2 separate regions of the Homo sapiens genome follow, and region 1 is linked to region 2. Evidence: chromatin contacts called from ENCODE Hi-C or POLR2A ChIA-PET data. All regions are on one chromosome and are shown on one strand. The core of a region is the stretch at or near the end of the contact, and the rest is flanking DNA. Distances in the headings are between cores, read along the strand shown. Region 1 overlaps ANKUB1 (ankyrin repeat and ubiquitin domain containing 1). Region 2 overlaps WWTR1 (WW domain containing transcription regulator 1).

Region 1 (6,090 bases), core at 2,135-4,634, 170 kb after region 2:
TCTCCAAACTCTTCTGATTTTCCACTGCCTGTGGAAAAGGGGCCAAGGTTCAACTCCTGATAGCAGCAGGGATGATTCATTGGCTAGAAAGAGAGGTCCTGTAAGAGAAGCTGATCAAGGACTCTTTTTACCTTCTAGTTTTAAAAAAGGTGAGCTGGCTGCTTGAGGAATACTAGTTATGCTTTAGGTAAAGGTATGAAGCATATGAAGCAGGCCAAATGGCCCTTCCTCCCTTCCCTTTGAGGTTCTTCTTTCCTTGCCTCTCCTCTGATGCTCTGTGTCCTCATGGTGGCCAAAACAGCCTACTCAGGTCATGCTTAGACCCTTAACCTTATATCTGAACACCCTCATTTCCTAAAGTTCCTACTCCCAGAGGGTCATTTTAAGGAGTAGGTATGTTGTCCTTGACACATGCTGAGCAAGTCATTTAATCATTAAGATGATTTGCTTTTTTTCAAGTCTGTAAAAGTTGGGGTTGGGTCAATTCAAATTATCTTCCAGCTTAAAACGTCACATTATAATCTGAACAGTATAAGCCTGAAGAATAGTCAACCAGAGTTTTTCCTAGTTTTGTTTCATCCTTTGGTACTTCATTAAATAACTAAATTATCAGTTAGTTGGGGACAAATGCCACTGTGTGCCCTTCCTTATGTGAGCCCCCATCATGTTCTAGGCAGGGTTCAGCCTCCAGCAAGCGTGCAGAGCAGGTATGTGCACTATAGCAAAGTACTCTGAGGAGAAATTGTAGAACTTCACTTCCCCTGATCAAAAACAAGGAAAAAAATTATGTCAAAGTTTTGAGAGCCTTAATTTAAAATAATAGGAAAGAATAATGCTAAGCAAATACTACAGTCAGGAGAAGTATCAATAAATGCAAATTTAGCAGTTATATAAAGCAAAACTACTTAACTAAGGATACCTACAAAGCCCTATGTATATGTTGGGAGAACTCAAATTTCATTGCAATGTTACAACACAATGTTACCTAAGGTTGTGCTGATTGTCAGCAAGGATTCATTTACTTCAAGTAATTTCTATAAGGTTCTAACCATTTTTAAAAAGTGTGAAATGTTTCATGAACTTGTGTGTCATCGTCAGGTAGGGGCCATGTTAATCATCTCTGTATCGTCAAATCATTTTTTAGTATGCTTAAAACAAATCTGACAGCCTTTTTTGTTTGTCTTATTGATGTTTGGCTACTGCAGACGTGACCTGGAAGTACAGATTTTTTTTTTTTTTTTTCGAGACAGGGTCTTGCTGTCACCCAGGCTGGAGTGCAGTGGTGTGATCATAGCTCACTGTAGCCTTAACCTCTTGGCCCAAGTGATCCTCCTACCTCAGCCTCCCAAGCAGCTGGGCACCACCACATCCTGCTATTGTTTTTGTTTTTTGTTTTTTGTACAGATGAGCATCTCACTATGTTGCCTAGGCTGGTCTTGAACTACTGAGCTCAAGTGATCCCCCCTCTCTTGGCCTCCAAAAGTGCTAGCATTAGAGGTATGAATCACTAGTCACTATGCCCAGCCAAGGTATAGTATTTAGAGAGAGGTTGTAATTTCTATAACAGATAAACACTATTCCACTAATGCAGATTTTCAGCCAGTATAGCATTGGCGTCACATTGTTAAAAAGATTATTTTAATATAATCAGCAACATTTTAAGATGAAATTGCCCAAAGCAGGGTTCAGAATAGCATGTATCATATGCTACCTTGCATTAAAAACGGGAAAAAGAATATGTACTTGAACTTGCATTTATACATGCTTGAAGTACATTTTGAAAGAGAAGAGATGAAGTGGCCTGAGTTTTGCTCTTCCACCCTGAGGATATTAATGAATCTGCTTTGAGAACAAGACTTGACAGGGCTATGAGACCCTCCTTATTTCTTAGTCTGTAGACCCAGACCCAAGAATGAAATGTTGATAATTCATATCCATACTGAACTTACAGAGGTTTCCATTTAGAAATAATGCCTCCATTTGTTCAGATTTAATTTGGAAATGGTTTTGATTGTAAATCTTCAAAACAATAATGGTTGCCTGTGAGGAGGGAACTAAGTGCTTGTAAGGCCAGGAGAGGGAGGGCAACTTACCACTACACATCCTTTTCACTTCTGATATTTAAACTATGTAAATGTGTTAACTGTTTTAAAGTGAATATGTAAATAAAGTTAACAGATTGTATATGAAAATCTAGATTTCTATTTTCTCTTGAAAAGCTGCAAAATCTGGTATCAAAGGACCCTAGTGCCAAATGGTAGCTGATATCAAATATACTGGGCAGTACCAATATCAGTCTGGTAGTCCTTGAGGGTGTTGCAATCATACATCTCCAGGCCCCTTGGGGTTCGGAGACAGTAGACACTCACGGGGAGGCCACATCTCAGAGTTACCAGTGTTCTCAGATCAGACACTGTTTTATCAAGAAGGGAAATGCTCTCCATTACTGGCATTGTGTCTTGAGTTACAGCATTGAACACGTATAGAGTAGGCTTGTCTTCTTCCTAAAGGGAAAGAAAAGGAGGGAACTTATTGTCTGGAGGTTCAGATGAGGGCCAAGCATTTCAGAGGGTAGCTTTGAGCACCTCTAGCTCCACGACATGGGTGTTAATGTGAAAGCAATAGTCAGTTGAGTTCTCTGCCTTCTGGTCTGAGTCTAGCTCTTATGTCCTGAGATATTAACAGGTCCCCCTGTTTGAGTGAAGTGAAAAAGACTTGGCAAGGCTTTGAGACCCTTTGACTTCTTAGTCTACAGACCCAGATACATAAGAGTGTTGATAATTTATATCCATCCTGTGCTTATGGAGGTGTTAGTTTAGAAAACATTCCTCTGTTGTGCAGTACTTTAATTTGGAATACTGTGGATTTGAAATCTTCAGTCAATTATTATTATTTTTTTTCTGAGAGGTTATTCCTGGCAAGTGGAACTGAGTTGAGAGTGGGAGGGAGTGTTTGCTTATCATTTTGTGCTTTTCATTGTCCGTATGGTTTGACTTTTTTAAAAGCCAAATATATTTACTTTTATTATTTATCTTTCTTGTCTGTCTTCCTTTTTTTTTTTTTTTTGTCTCACTATGATGCCCAGGCTGGTCTCAAACTCCTGGGCTCAAGCGATCTTCCTACCTTGGCCTCCCATAGTGTTGGGATTACAGGCGCGAGCCACTGCACCTGGCCTACTTTTACTGTTTAAAAAGGGAAATACCAAACATAGGTTTAGAAAAGTTTCTTTTGTTTCTTTCATTTTGTAATCTAAGTAGGAAAGCAAGTAGAATTGAGATATCCAAAGCAGAGTTAAGATGGAAAGTTTGAGGAAAATATTAATACTTCTGTTAACAACAGTTTAAACAAGCCAAACCAAAACTCAAAATACAGCGAATAGGAAAAATGGGAAGCAAGTGGGGAGGAAAAGATTATTATCATTTCCACTTTTCTCATGAAAAATGAAACTGACTTTACTTCCTCTTTAGCAGATTCAGGACAATAATATTTTTCTGCAACGGCCTGTTGTTGGGTTGGCAGATGTCAGTGCATGGCACCATCACGGAATGCCCATGAATGCGGGACTCTCTCAGAACCTGGTATCTGGCCTTCAGGTTCTTCAGGGGGCTCCAACCTGTCAATGCTGTCTTGCCCCTCCTTTGTTTCCTTCCTCTATTTCTTCCATCAGAATCCCTCTCTGGTTCCTCCAGGGCCCCCCCAGTCCTGCAGACTTATAATAAATTAAATGCTCCTCTCCCACATAACACATTGCAGTAATATGGTCAACATGCAGACCTTTTTCAAAAAGCCTTTGAGGAGTGATGTTACTGATGAAATTTAAGGCTGCAGTACTTTGATCTAGGGCCCATTTCAGTGACTGAAGTGATTAGGAACAGTTTCAGTCCCTCTGTGGCTGTGCATGAAGCCAGATCAGCAAGCTGAGCTGCCCACTGAGCCTAAAGTGCTTAGAACAATTTTTCATGATAGTTTCTCATAAACACATGCAATACAAATTTAAAGGACATAGGATTGACTCTTTCACTTTTGCCACGCCGTGCTTTCCTATGGTTCCATAAGGGAAGTATCTGTTCAAGCTAATGTAGATAATATTTACGGGCAGGCAGAAATTCCTATGAAAACTGAATAAAAAGATAGTGGGAAAGAGAGAAAAATTATATTTTATGTAATAGCTCTTTTTTATTTCTTTAAAAATTCCTAATTTATATTTAGAATTAAATGCAAATAACAAATTAAATGCAAACAAATGACAAAATAAATCCAAATAGAATAACATGCAAACAAAATAACAGAGTCCCAAGTCACTCTTTAAAAAAAAAATTTTTTTTTAGAGTCTAGGGCTCACTATGTTGCCCAGGCTGGTCTTGAACTTCTGGGCTCAAGCAGTCTCCCACCTCCTGAGTAGCTGGGGAAAGAATTCTCCTCCATTCCCAGCTCTCAAGTCACTCTTAAGTTAACTAGGTGTGTGAGGTTAGATAAGTTAAAAAGAAGCTTCTCAGAATATGAATAATCGTATACTTATATCTATAAAGATAAGCATGTATAACTTAGTATACATATAACTGACTCTGGAACAAGTAATAAGGGAGAACTGCAAAATATCTGGCAATTTTTTTGAGATAGGGTCTCACTCTGTTGCCCAGGCTGAAGTACAGTGGCACTATCAGAGCTCACAGTAACCTCAAACTCCTAGACTCAAGCAATCCTCCCACCTCAGCCTCCCAAGTACAGGCACTCACCACCAAACCCAGCTACATTTTAAATTCTTATTTGTAGAGACAGGGCCTAGCTATGTTGTCCAGGCTGGTCTGGACCCCCTGGCCTCAAGCAATCCATCCACCTCAGCCTCCCAAAGTATTGGGATTACAGGAGTGAGCTTCTGTGCCCAGCTGATCTGACAATCTTTAGATGAAAATAAAAAGTGCAAGGAAGAAAATATTACTAATTATTAATGAAGCCAGGTTCTTAAGTCTCAAGAAAATTAACACCTACTGAGTCTGTTCATTTTTTTTTTAAGCGCTCAGGAACTTTTTATCACATAAATAAATAATAAATGTTGAATGACATCCCAGGCCTTTTTAATCAATAATGTATCTGGATAATAGTTCTCATTGCACTTTTTAACTCTACATACTCACCTTTGTATAAACCTTGTTTTTATGGGAAAACCCATTTTGAGTTCTAGTGAGGCACATTAGTTGTCGATATTTTCTAATTTGGTTGTATGACGAGGGAGTAGGTAGATGCCAATTAATAGCAACTTGCTAATCCACCTTATCCACATAAGAGAAGGCATCTCTACCTCTCTGTCTATATGATACTCCTCCCCAAGTATTCTGAATCACAGAAGGCTGGTCAGTCACAACCAACGAAGTCAGACGCTATTAAATAATAATACCACACACAAATCATTGTTGGACATGTACAAAATTAGACTTTTTCCTTTATAAACAAACTGAGATGCAAACAAACCAACCCAAGAGATATACACAAAGTATCTTACTTTTCAATAAAAACAAATACGTTCTATCTCATGAGAATAATTCCATGCTTACCTTCAAAAAACAAATGCAAACTTACTGTAAATTCATACATGTACTTTAACAATAAGAAAGGAAAAGCTAAACAGAACTGACTGAAAGAAAACAAGTTAATGAAAGTTTTGAATGTACTGCTGTATTTTTTCTCAAGTTCTGCTTTTTTATATTTTGCTGTTTTGGAGTTACAGCACTAAGTAAGCAGAAGCTTGCTGAACTATTCCAGAGTGAACAAAAGGGGAAGTAATATTTGTTTTTGTTGAACCAAATGAATTCCAGTGAGATGTCTCCATAAACTTCTCCTCTTGTGTGGTAGTCATTCTGGAGAGATTATCCATGGAGTCTTGGACACTGAATTGGAACACCTTTCTTCACCAGATTCTTTTCATACCTTTTGTTATGACTCATCTTAGAAAAGAGGGCCATTTTTAAGAAACATGCTTTCATGTGTAAATTTTAAAGAAACATGTTTATACATGTTTTTGTGTATAAAAATGCATAAATGTAAAACCACATATATTGGATTTTGGTGTTTATACATTAACAGTACCTCTCG
Region 2 (5,486 bases), core at 2,945-5,444:
TTATAATATATAGGTCATGAAACACTGAGGTCTACAAAAGATACACAAAACTATGGGGTGAGGAAACATCAGTATTTCTCACTAAATTACACGAATAATAGCTTATATTGATATAGCTTCTTTTGTGAGGGGTGGGTAAAATACCACTTATAGGCTCATTCAAACCAAGTGCTGAGAATAGAGTGATGGGCAATACACACTCCGCCTTCATCCAGCTTCTTGTCAGATAATGACATAAACAATTACAGTTGCTCAGAAGAAGTAAGGATGCTAACAGGGGAAACTTCAGTCCACATAAAACTCAGGGAAAGCTTCCATAAAGAGAAGACCTTTCAAGTTGAGACTTACCAGGAATTAACTAGATGATAAAGGCAGAGAAGGAAGAGATTCCAAAGGGCGGCAAATGTGTGTGTGAAAGACCTGAAGTCAGATTTAACTTTATTCAAAAAGAACTGCGAGGCATCCACTCTGACTAGAAGCAGAGCAAAGCCGGGGTGGCCTGGAGGGGAGTGATACACAGTGAATGCTTTCGCTATTGTTGGACTATTGGTTACGGTTATAATACTACTATTACAATGGTATTTTTTTATTTGTAAAGCCCAAAAATGCCACCCTCATAAAAGCAGACAAAACTCATGATATCAAGGCAAAGCCATGACGCAGTTTTAACAGATATTACTATTTTCAGTTGCTTTTACTTTTTGAAATATTCATCTTTTTTAGTATTCATTGAATAAATGCATGTGAAATCTTTTTTTATGAGGAGAAATGTGTAACATAAATATAAATCCACTAATGCTGCTTAGAAGACTGATAACACGGGTTAACTTCAGTGACCTTTGAGAATTTGACATAGTTCTTTTCTTTTTTTGAGACAGAGTTTCACTCTGTTGCCCAGGTTGGAGTGCAGTAGCGTGATATTGGCTCACTGCAACCTCCACCTCCTGGATTCACGCCATTCTCCTGCCTCAGCCTCCTGAGTAGCTGGGACTACAGGCACACGCCGCAATGCCCGGGTAAATTTTTGTATTTTTAGTAGAGACAGGGTTTCACCATGTTAGCCAGGATGGTCTCGATCTCCTCACCTCGTGATCCGCCCGCCTCGGCCTCCCAAAGTGCTGGGATTACAGGTGTGAGCCACTGCACCCAGCCTTGACGTAGTGATTTTCTAAAGAACTTACTGAATTGATCTTCCCTAAAGTTTTAAATTGATTGAAGTACTTTCCAAATTAACTAATATAACTAAAACGATAGAATTCATTCTTTGTCAGTGAGGAATCAGAGTTCTCTTCAATGATTAACAACTTTAGGCGACTGCAAAAGTCAACAAAGACCTGTGTGACTGTAAAATTTCCTCTGGTAATTCAAAAACATTACTCAGAGATTTCCCAAGAGATAACTGAAACAAAAAAAGAAAAATAAGTAATGAATAAGTACACCTCCTCTGAAAAGTACGAATAAAACCATCTACCTAGCATCTTCAACAGGAGATTCCATTAGAATGCAAGTTTCGTGAGGGCAAATAGTTTAGTCTTCAAGGCCTAAGCCAGTGCCTTGAAGTACATGGTAGGTACTCAAGAACTATTTGTTACATGAATGAATAAATAAATGAATAACTAAAGTAACTGCAAAAATCAATATCTGATATTGTTGAATTCTGAGTATAATTATTCATATACATTTATTATTTTTAATAAAAATAGTGTAAATGCCTAATTGCCCATTATATTGTTTTTATAACTTCAAGAAAGACTGCACAAAATAGAAAAAAAATTTATTTAGAATACTAATATGTACATTTTTGTATTGTAACTACCCTACCATCTGTTTCACACACATGCACACACACAAATGTGCACACACACACAACCACCATCACCAGAGCCTGCACAGTTAGCACATATTAGTTTCTCAACAAATATCTAAATTTTTTTTTTTTTTTGAGATGGAGTCTTGCTCTGTCACCCAGGATGGAGTGCAGTGGCATGATCTTGGCTCACTGCAACCTCCATCTCCTGGGTTCAAGCCATTTTCCTGCCTCAGCCTCCCAAGTAGCTAGGACTACAGGCATGTGCCACCACGCCTGGCTAATTTTTTTGTATTTTTAGTAGAGATGGGGGTTTCACCATACTGGCCAGGCTGGTTTCGAACTCCTGACCTCAAGTGGTCCGCCTGCCTTGGCCTCCCAAAGTGCTAGGATTACAGGTGTGAGTCACCACGCCAGGCCTAAATAATTTTTTAAAAGGTAAATTGCAATAATTATCAGAAGAAGAACCAAAACACAAGTGATAAAGGGTCTAAAACGTTAAGATCAGTCAAGTGGCTCACGCGCTATAATCTCAGCACTTTGGGAGGCCAAAGCAGGAGGACTGCTTGAGCCCAGGAGTTTGAGACCAGCCTGGGCAACATGGCAAAACCCTGTCTTTACAAAAGAAAAAAAATAGAAATAATACAAAAATTAGTGAGCTGTGGTGGCATGTGCCTGTAGTCCCAGCCACTCAGGAGGCTGAGGTGGGAAGATTGCTGGAGCCTTGGAGGTAGAGGTAGCAGTGAGCCCTGATCACACCATTGCCCTCCTGCCTGGGTAGCAAAGTGAGACCTTGTCTCAAAAAAAACCTAATTAATTAATTAAAATAAAATGTTAAGCTCTACACGAAGCCCTAGAAGTCATCTAGTCCAACTTCATCATGTACCAGATGGGCAGCCAAGGTCCAAAGTGCCATTCAGCTTTACACTAACAGGGCAGGGACAAGAACACTGGACTCCTCAAAGCCATCCAACTCCACCAGGAAATTTTCTTCACAAGTTTGGGTTAGCTAATCATAATCGGATTACCTACTAAAAGGTACAGAATGTGTAATGTGTTATCCACTACACCTCCCCACCTAAGAAATTATTGCGCTAGTTCACCAGGATAGGGTCAGCAAACTATGCCCTGCACCCAAATCCTACCCACTACCTGTTTTTGTACAACAGGGAATCTAAGAATGGTTTTTACATTTTTAAATAATTGTAACAAATTAAAATAATACTATTTTGTGACATATGAAAATTCAAATTTTTGTGTCCATAAATACAGTTGTATTGGAACACAGCTACTCTCATTTGTTTCTAAAACTGTCTATGGCTGCTCTCATACCACAACAGCAGAGCTGAAAATTTACAACAGGGACTTTATGGCCCATGAAGTCTAAACTATTTACCTCTAGCCCTTTACAGAAAATGTTTCTCGACCTTTGCACTAGGAGATAGCTAATGTGGCTTTAGTAAGTTTCACCTTCAAAAGAGCCAGGGTTGTCCCCACCAACTTGCAGTCACTCACATGCTATTTCCTCTTCTTTGATTACTGAAACTCCACAGCAAACTATTGTTTTTACCAGTCACCCAGAAAACGAAGATAAACGTTTCCACAGAGGAAATAATAACCTTCCTTTTCCAAGGTCCTCCTCTGCCTCACGTCCAGTGAAATTAAAAGCAATTCTTCATTCACAGGGGTTCTGTGTCATTTTCCCCAACAGAATTCAGAGGACAACATTAATTCACTTTTACAATGAAGGGCTCAGGCAGAAGAAAAGTAGCTAGTAGTGAGTTTATCCTAAGAAAAAAAGGAATGTTTAACATTTTCTGGAACGGAAAGCATTTTTGTTTTCCCTTGAGATGCTATTCTTTCTAACATCAAATGCAAACTGCCATTATATACTATACATCTTCTAAAAATTGAAAATCATAATATCCATACTTAAATTTTCAACTTTCCAGTTTTCCAATTACAAGCAAAGTACCAAATTCATACCTGCTCAGTGTTGCAAAATGATTTTAAAATGTAATGATGTTTTTGTTTGATTTTGTTTCATAGTATTTTCCTCTACCAATGTACAAAACACTCCCTTGTAACAAATAAACTAAGAAAATCGCATTCCCAGGGCCTTGGGAAATAACTTTAAGGGTGTCTCTGTTCACTTACATCATGAACCCAGCTCTTATGCTCCTAAAGTTACAAATGGCCACTCTTCGTTTTAATAGCAGATTTAAAGAAACCTAATGTTAGTTCAACACGGGTAAACAGTCTCTCACACAGTATAAATAAAGAATTCTTTGAGTTGTAAATAGTAGTTGCTCAAAGAAGTGGAAGGGTGGCTGAGGAAGACAGAGAAAAGATGCCTTCTCTCCTCTCTTTCTAGCAGGGCAGGCCAGGGAAAGGAGGCAGGACGCCAGAAGGCTGGAAGAGCTCAGCCATCCAGAAGGACAGCAGGGTTGCCAACTTCTGAAAGCAGCCACCATTCATTCACTGTTCACTCATTTGTCAAACATCAACTGAACACTCTCCTATTTATACAACATCCGGGGGACTCAAAAGAAGAAAACAGCCTGGACACTGCTGTTCATAAGAAGCCTTACTGTCCAGGCACAGTGGCTCACACCTGTAATCCCAACACTTTGGGAGGCCAAGGTGGGAGGATCGCTTGAAGTCAGGAGTTTGAGACCAGCTTGGGCAGTGAACCAAGACCCCATCTGTACAAAAAAAAAAAATTTTTTTTAAATTAGCTGGGCATGGTGGTTCATATGCCTGTGATCCCAGCTACTCAGGAGGCTGAGGTGGGAAGATAGATTGACCCCAGGAATTCAAGGCTGCAGTAAGCTATGATTGCACCACTGCTCCAGCCTGGGTGACAGCAAGACCTCATCTTTAAAAATAAGAATAATAGTAAAAGTTTTTAAAAACTTTTTTTTTAAAAAGAAGGCCACTAACATGCAGGTTAAGGCAAAATGTACGCAGAACCAAGAAAGCTGCGTAGCAAGACAATGACCCATGCCAGGGGTCAGCTAACTACAGCCTGCAGGCCAAGTCTAGCTGGCAGCTTGTTTCTGTGAATAAAGTTTTATTGGAATATGGCCACACTCACTTATCTATGTATTGTCTACAGATGCTTTCACATTACAATGGCACAGTTGAGTGGAAGCAACAGAGACCATGTGTCTGGCAAAGCCAAAAAACAATCTGGACTCTTTCAGAAAGTTTGCCTATCCCTGACATAGGCCAGAGAGGGATCAATCCAACTGGAGTAATCAGAGAAGACTATATGAAAGAACTGACATTTGATCTAAGTTTTGATTACTCAACGTTTCAAAAGGCAGAAATGGGAAAATCATATTGTGAGGGGCAGAATGGCCAAGGCGAGATGAGTCTGAGCAATGAAAGGACTGAATTTGAATGGGGTACAGGATATGAGGTGGGGAGTTGTGGCAAAGTGGCTAATGATACCTACCCAGACTACATGGTTTAACAGTTAATAACATAGCTCCAGAGTGTTTGCTAGCTTACTGGAAATGTCATTCCCCTTTTCTCTAGCTTCCTTCACATTTATGGCTAATTCCATAGCTCACAAATATGTTTGTTCACTGATTGATTACTGTGATCAATCAAAAGTTTGCATGTCAGTTTAATTTCAAAAACACTTCTATTTACATTATTGCCTAGACTTACA

The links. A loop is a pair of places that touch in the nucleus more often than their neighbours do. ChIA-PET counts read pairs that join two places held with the same protein, here RNA polymerase II (POLR2A). Pooled maps may share reads with other maps.
Region 1: a loop to region 2 is called in a map with no recorded cell type, with 5 times the contacts of the local background. The contact joins two enhancer-like sites. A Hi-C loop is called at or near these places in 1 of 37 single-sample maps with no recorded cell type and 1 of 50 pooled maps. POLR2A ChIA-PET finds 5 or more read pairs at or near these places in 2 of 52 experiments (A549 and activated CD4-positive, alpha-beta T cell).

Annotation. Positions count from the first base shown.
Region 1 is chr3:149,777,952-149,784,041 of GRCh38, forward strand. It overlaps ANKUB1 (ankyrin repeat and ubiquitin domain containing 1), which reads right to left. Exons shown (of 6, transcript NM_001144960.3): 3 at 2,288-2,504. It also overlaps the pseudogene RNU6-507P. Among named protein-coding and RNA genes, the nearest start is that of ANKUB1, 12 kb to the right of the region's middle. Within about 2 kb of position 3,385, at least 3 of the 41 ENCODE cell types and tissues checked have a DNase peak (open chromatin) inside an H3K27ac peak, as active enhancers do.
Region 2 is chr3:149,606,462-149,611,947 of GRCh38, forward strand. All of the region lies in intron 2 of WWTR1 (WW domain containing transcription regulator 1), which reads right to left. Among named protein-coding and RNA genes, the nearest start is that of WWTR1-IT1, 43 kb to the right of the region's middle. Within about 2 kb of position 4,195, at least 8 of the 41 ENCODE cell types and tissues checked have a DNase peak (open chromatin) inside an H3K27ac peak, as active enhancers do.